Linked DNA regions of Homo sapiens: region 2 is linked to region 1. The links are chromatin contacts, found by Hi-C or POLR2A ChIA-PET in ENCODE. All regions are on one chromosome and are shown on one strand. The core of a region is the stretch at or near the end of the contact, and the rest is flanking DNA. Distances in the headings are between cores, read along the strand shown.

Region 1 (3,277 bases), core at 463-2,962:
AGAGGTCTGTCCAACCCCAATTCAACTTTTCAGTATTTTAAAGTATCATGCCTTCTGACCCTCTAGAAAACAGCCTCTACCCCAATGCTACTTTTCCATTTTTCTAAATGTCATGCCTTCTGACTGTCTAGAAAACAGCCTCTAAATGTATCTCACGAAGGAAGTAACAGGAGTACAAAGTAAATTGGTCTCAAAGGGTTTCTAAAACACTGAGGAAGAAGATGTCTATTTAGAATCAGATTGTCTTGACTCAAGAGATGATGGAGGTCCAAGGTCTGGAAAACTGAACTAGTGTCACGGAACGTTCTTTCTTCCTTACCACCAAGAGGGAGTTTATGAGGCAGTCACTGGGAATACAGGTGAAATACGGTACTGTTTATTTTCATCTCCAACTCAGGATTCCACATATAATTTCTCTGTCTCCTTCTTTGTCTCACTGCACAATAAAGTCAACATCAAGTTTCCCTACCCTACCCTTAGTTCAAACAGAGAAAAATCAGGCAACCACAGCTTGAAGTCAATCAGATATAGAGCCCCACATTGACACCATACATCATTTAGTAGAGTAAACATGTATAGGTGTCAGTAGAGTAATAACAAATTACACAGCGTGACACAGGAACTATCTTCATTATGTCCAGGTGGGACGTTCTGTGCACATTTTTAGGATTTCAATAAAATTGTTCAACACTATAATGATAAAATTCATCTTTGAATGGTGATACCAGCGTGCGGTCAATGAATATTATTGCATTCGGTCTACCCAGATGAGCTAGGTCCCTTAAAGGACCCTTATTTGTCCCAATACATGCTGTGATACAAAATATCTGTAGTGTTGATACATTTATGCCTATTGTTCCATTATTGGAACACTAAGCTTGTAGGAGTTATTTATATCCTACTGCCCAAGGTCATCGCCAAGGTCTGATTTTTCACACACAAAAAATTTGCAATCTCCAGCATAAATGGGATAATCAAATTTGATTAGGCAAAGAGATGGCTCAATGGCCTCTCATCTCTAGTGCATACATATGACCACCTTAGATGAAGACAGTCTGATACCTACAAACTACAGAACACCCTGAGATGGTGATGTGCAGTGTCTGAAGGTGCTGCTCAGCAGACATGGGAAGGGATTTACCCACTGGGGGGCCATCTCCAAGCCAGCACATTATACAGCCTGCAGCTATCACAGCAGAGCACTAAAAACTCACAGTCACCCAACACTGACCCCAATTCTTTGAGCCTTACCAAACAAATCTGTTGAGAAACTAGAGACTGTAATGTATAAGCAGATCATTGATGCATCAAGCATGGAAACTGCATGTTGCTTTGTGAATATTCCTGGAGCTCTCATTCTGTGAGCCCACTTGGGCTTTTGCTTTCTTCCCTCCCTGCCCTACTGCAAGCAGAAAATGAAGGCAGCTGAGTTCCGATGAGAGGATCAACGAAAGAGGTTATTTCAAGAACTTATTTTGCTTATCTCTTTTTTTAAAAAGATTTACAAATCAAGTCCTCTTCTTGAGTTCCTAGGTTTAATATTATCATTTGTGATTCATTCACTAAAAGGCTGTTCTATGCGTGGTAGAAGAAGAAATGATTACGAAAATCCTGGATAAGCCAGCTCCCTTTCAAGGGGATCAGTGTCCTCAGTCCCCCACCCCCACCTAAAAAGCAGGTCCCATTCAGCCCAGCCAGCTCATCCCTGCAGTTCCATCCAGGACCTACAGGTGTCGCCCTCCGCATGGCGAGGCCCGGAAGGGCAGCTGGCTGCAGGAGGCAGAGGAGTCTGGACCGCCTAACCTGAGCATGTGGAAATAATATATGTCTTCAAGTGAACTGTCTGGTCCTGGAGAAATAAAATAGGACATTCATAAGCAGTTACACCATCTGTCTTTATACCATCATCATCAACAGCAAGAGGAAAAATAGCTCTTTAAAATGGATGAAAGCCCAGGCTGACAGTAACCGGAAAACTGTGAGCTCTGAATACCAATAAAGGTAGAGAAATGATTAAAAAACAGAGATGCAAACTGAAAATTTGTCTGGACAGCTCAGGCCCACGATGCTTTGCAGGCAGGGTGTGTTTTATTGGTTCCGAAAGCATAAAGCAAGCTGCTTACCAAGAGCCAGGCCTGGGGAAGGGCTTGGTCTCCCGGCCCTGGAAACACGTGGGAACCAGGGGCAAAATAGCATCCCGCTTTGAAACAGAGATCTGCGTCCACACGCTAAGCTCCTAGGGCTGTTATCTAGCCCTTGTTCTCTTTAGGAATGTAGATTTGATACACACGTGCTGGAGAATGGAGGGGAGGTTTTTTGCTTTTCCCCCCACAGATCATGGATTGCATTCCCCCCTCTTCTGCGAAGTCACTGGTAACTGGCTGGGTCATTATTACAGAGGCTGCAGATTTTTTTCCCCTATAATATTAGCTACTGACAGATGGTGGGAACAAGTGAAGACCTGATGGACTGATGATCGGTTTTATCTGGAAAATCCTGTCTTTCCTACAGAAAAAGAGACCAAGACACATAACAGCCACTGTGCCATTTTTAAGGCTGAAACAGACAAATCAAAACCATCTTCTCCTTCAAGCATTTAATGGTATTTCCAATCCCAACCAGAGCACACCAGGAATGCTTTCCCAAGGGCGTGGCCAGGACCTGGGAGAGAAGGTCATCCCCACTCCCCTAGTCCCGCCCTGGTTCTGGGCAGGAGGTAGCAGGCCCAATGCCTCCCAGACAGCTCTGTGTTTTAGAAGACACCAGAGAAGGTGTCTCTAAAACCCATACGGAAGCCCACAGTAGCCTCAAACTGGAGCACCCCCTCCTGTGTGTGTTTTCATGTTAAAGAGTTAGGGAAATAAAAGCAAATACTGGAAAACTGCAGTGTCTTCCTAGGGTCCCTTCTGCCTTTCATTTCCATGTTCAACAGTGACTGAAGGCCTTTAAAAAACCTCTTTGGCTGGGCATGGTGGCTCATGTCTGTAAATCCCAGCACTTTGAGAGGCCGAGGTAGGTGGATTGCTTGAACTCAGGAGTTTGAGACCAACCTGGGCAAGAGAGTGAGACTCCATCTCTACAAAAAATGCAAAAATTAGCTGGGTGTGATGGCACATGCTTGTAGTCGTAGCTAACTTGGGAGGCTGAGGTGGGAGGATTACTTGAGCCCAGGCAGTTGAGGCTGCAGTGAGCCATGACTGCATCACTGCACTCTAGCCTGGGCAACAGAGTGAGACCCTGTCTCAAAAACAAAACAAAACAAAACTCTTTCCATCAC
Region 2 (3,277 bases), core at 538-3,037, 45 kb after region 1:
CAAGCCTTTGTAAGAACATAATGGTAAAGATAATTTCATCATTATCAGGTGATGCAACAACCTGCCCGGTCCCAGGGCTGGAATTCCAAACAGTCACGCCTTTGCAGAGTTTTACAGCCCTGGAAGAGAGGGGAGGCCACAGTGAACACCTGTGATGATAACTCCAGCCCATGCCCCGGTGATTTTTGACAATTGAATTAATGTTGAAATGAGCTTATTTTTCTGTCCTAAAGGGAAAACGAGCCTAAAATCCTGTTAATCTAGCATCCTGGTTACTCAGTTTCACCATAATTTATAGGATAGTTTTTCTATCCAAAAACTAAGGCTATTTTTATCCCAACTTCGCCGCTTCATAAAACACACGTGCATGCATGCAACTTCAGAGGTTTTGGCCTAAAGCAAGTTTTCAAAATAACCGGGTTCAAATATTTCATTGAGATGGTAGGGGTGGAAGAATCTTATAGAAGCAAATTTTACTGTTCTCTGTAAATTCAGACTTCTTCAGCCACAGATGGCTCAGGGATCCAGTCTCGCTTGAGAAACATGATGGAATAAGCCCACAGTCAGAGCTTCTTCTCATTCAGTTTCATGAAAGCTCTGAGCTCCCACAAGTGTCTGCTGGAACTGGACAGGAAGCTTGCAAGATGCTGGCTACGATTCAGCGCAGTCACCGCCTTCCCCAGTCGGCCCACCATCCCCAGCCATCCAACCACTTCCTCCCCACGAGGCATCGCCCGTTGGAAAGTTTTATTAACCAAATGCTTGAGGGTTTCTGTATATTTATATTACCTCCTCTTCTCTCCTGTTCTACCCAGGCATGTTGAAAAAAAAAAAAGTTATGATATACTTTAATAAAAACAAAATTAAAATGATTAAACCTTTCATATCCTTTAGAGATAATCTCTCTTCTCCTGGCTGGTCCAATCTGGAAGAAAACAAATGTGAACCATAGCTTGCTGCTGCTTTTCAATTTTTTTCCCCCCTAAAGAAACAAACAGAAAAAGCCGCCTGTGGCCAGATTTTTAAAATAAATTAAATTTGTCCTCACACACGGCAGCCAGGTGTGGTTGAAACATTCTTTCCAGATATCTATGATATATGCCAACATCCTTCCCTCTGGGGGTCTTTCAACGTGAGCCTGACAATCCCAAGGGGAACAGAGACTTGGCGGGGGAGAAAGGGGGGTGATTCCAAAATAGTTATTGAAAAAGAATCACTATTTCCCAATTAGCCCTGTAATAATGCCTTACAGGAATGACTGGATGCCCTGCCCCTGCACGCCATCTACCAAAACCAAAAAATAGTCTACATTCCTGATTAAAGCAAAGCTCAGAGAAAACAGCCCGGTATGGCACAAATCTCCCCGGTCTTATGTGTTCTGAGGAAGTCTTCAGATCCGCCCAGGGTCTGGGCACAGGTCCGCAGGGAATCAAATGGCTGCAGAATTCGATCAGGCCTGTCTGTCCAAGGCCAGCTAGATATGGAAATCAGAAGTAGGTCATCAGCCCTCAAGAATCGGATAATGACCTCTGGACTCGCAGCGCTGGGGCCACCAAGAGAACAAAGGTGTTAAGGCACTGTGTAGGTTTTTCTGTTGTTGTTGTTGGTGTTGTTGTTACAATATCTAATAGTGAGATCAAATTCTTATTGTGGAAATAAACATCACGGTCTTCTGTATGAAGATGGTCTGCGGAAAGTGACCACGCATCAGAGTGTCCAGCGTAGGAGGAGAATCTCAGTTTGCCTTAGTCATCATAGCACACACCCTGAGCACAGTAAGTTTCTCATTCTTCGTGTCTGGTGTTTATGTTGTAGTAGAGACGACTCGTCCTCAAGTTAAAAGGACAAAAGTCTTTCCTGTGTTTCATACTTGGGCGGTGAGTCACTAGGAAAGGATTTGGTTTTTAGAAAAAAAACTTCTGATCCCTGGGCTAAAACAGAGAGCCCCAAAGAGCTATGTTGATCCCAGACAAGCACGTGCGTGGATTCTTCAAAGTTCAGGTCAACTCAGGCCCCTCCTCCTTGCAGTCAGCCCTGTACTCAAGGTTGCTGGAGACATGGCGCCTCTATTTCCTGCCCAAAGAAGCCCCCTTAACTGGGGGCCACGGGTTGAGTGGTGAAGGAGGCAACTCACACCTGAATTATAGTGGGCTTGTAAACCTGAACAGGGCAAGTCACAACTTTGGGAGGCTGAGGCAGGAGGATCACTTGAGGCCAGGAGTTCAAGAACAGCCCTGACAACATAGTGAGACCCTGTCTACAAATGAAAAAACTAGCCAGGTGTGGTGGTGCATGCCTGTGCTACTTGGAAGACTGAGGCAGGAGGATCACTTGAGCCCAGGAGATGGAGGCTACAGTGAGCCATGATTGTGCCACTGCACTCCAGCCTGTGTAAAGACCCTGTCTCTACAAAAAAAGAAAACAAAAACAAAAACAAAAAAACAAAAAAAACTCACCTACCAAAAGTCCAGCTGACATCTACTACAAAATTCCCATTATTGCCATAAAAACATGTGGGCTGGGTTCAAGGCTGCATAGCAGATGGCCAGGCTACATCCTCATCACACACGCACTTCACTGGTGCCAGTGCCGGTGACAGGCTAGAAGCCACTCCAGTGAGGACCCCTGCCAGGGCCAATCAGATCAGGGCTGCCCTCCCCATGCTGTGGGGCTTCTCAATGCTTCTGAAATGGACTCACACAAGGAAGTCACAAAGGGCTTTGGACATTAGGAAAACCATGCAAACTGTTTCCACTTCTCAGAGCAACCCGAGGCACGCGCTCTGGAGTGTGCAGAGTCACAGATAACTGCTGCTGCTTTGCTCACCGCAGTCTTAGGATTTCTTCATTTCTATCCTGGAGAGAATCCAGCAATGGATCACACTGTTATCTAGACACAAAGAATCCCACCCCTGGGGCAAAGTGCTACTTGTCCCGTGGATGAGTTTGTCAGCCTGCAGCAAGGAGGCCAGACGCAGTGGGAAGAGCACAGCCCTGGGCCCTGGGCCTCTGTACCAAGTCCCTACTCTGCTGCTGTCTACAGCAGCCCTGTCCTCAGGAACCTTCTCCAGGGAAGGAAATGGCTTCTGTCTGCACATCCAATACAGCAGCCACTAGCCACATGGCACTGAGACAGATGGGCCGCTGCAATGGGAACCTAGCGACATGAGACATCCAAGATTGCCAGGAAGGGTCCGAGTTCGCCTCTGCTTTATGCTCGTGCAGGACAGGAACGGCCCTGTGGAGGCTGCCCTCGAGGCTCACATCACAGGCTCAAT

The links. A loop is a pair of places that touch in the nucleus more often than their neighbours do. ChIA-PET counts read pairs that join two places held with the same protein, here RNA polymerase II (POLR2A). Pooled maps may share reads with other maps.
Region 2: a loop to region 1 is called in a map of Calu3, with 8 times the contacts of the local background. The contact joins two enhancer-like sites. A Hi-C loop is called at or near these places in 10 of 168 maps with a recorded cell type or tissue (Caco-2, Calu3, PC-3 and 7 more) and 7 of 50 pooled maps. POLR2A ChIA-PET finds 5 or more read pairs at or near these places in 6 of 52 experiments (BJ, HepG2, MCF 10A and 3 more).

The regions. Positions count from the first base shown.
Region 1 is chr16:72,831,004-72,834,280 of GRCh38, forward strand. All of the region lies in intron 4 of ZFHX3 (zinc finger homeobox 3), which reads right to left. Among named protein-coding and RNA genes, the nearest start is that of ZFHX3-AS1, 170 kb to the left of the region's middle. RefSeq lists an enhancer at 2,115-2,284. Within about 2 kb of position 1,713, at least 3 of the 41 ENCODE cell types and tissues checked have a DNase peak (open chromatin) inside an H3K27ac peak, as active enhancers do; they include ascending aorta, where a contact is called at or near this core.
Region 2 is chr16:72,875,769-72,879,045 of GRCh38, forward strand. The region is part of intron 4 of ZFHX3 (zinc finger homeobox 3); the gene reads right to left. LOC124903715 (a long non-coding RNA gene) reads left to right here. Exons shown (of 2, transcript XR_007065111.1): 2 at 1-872. Among named protein-coding and RNA genes, the nearest start is that of ZFHX3, 170 kb to the right of the region's middle. RefSeq lists enhancers at 1,276-2,475, 2,490-2,991. Within about 2 kb of position 1,788, at least 19 of the 41 ENCODE cell types and tissues checked have a DNase peak (open chromatin) inside an H3K27ac peak, as active enhancers do; they include ascending aorta, where a contact is called at or near this core.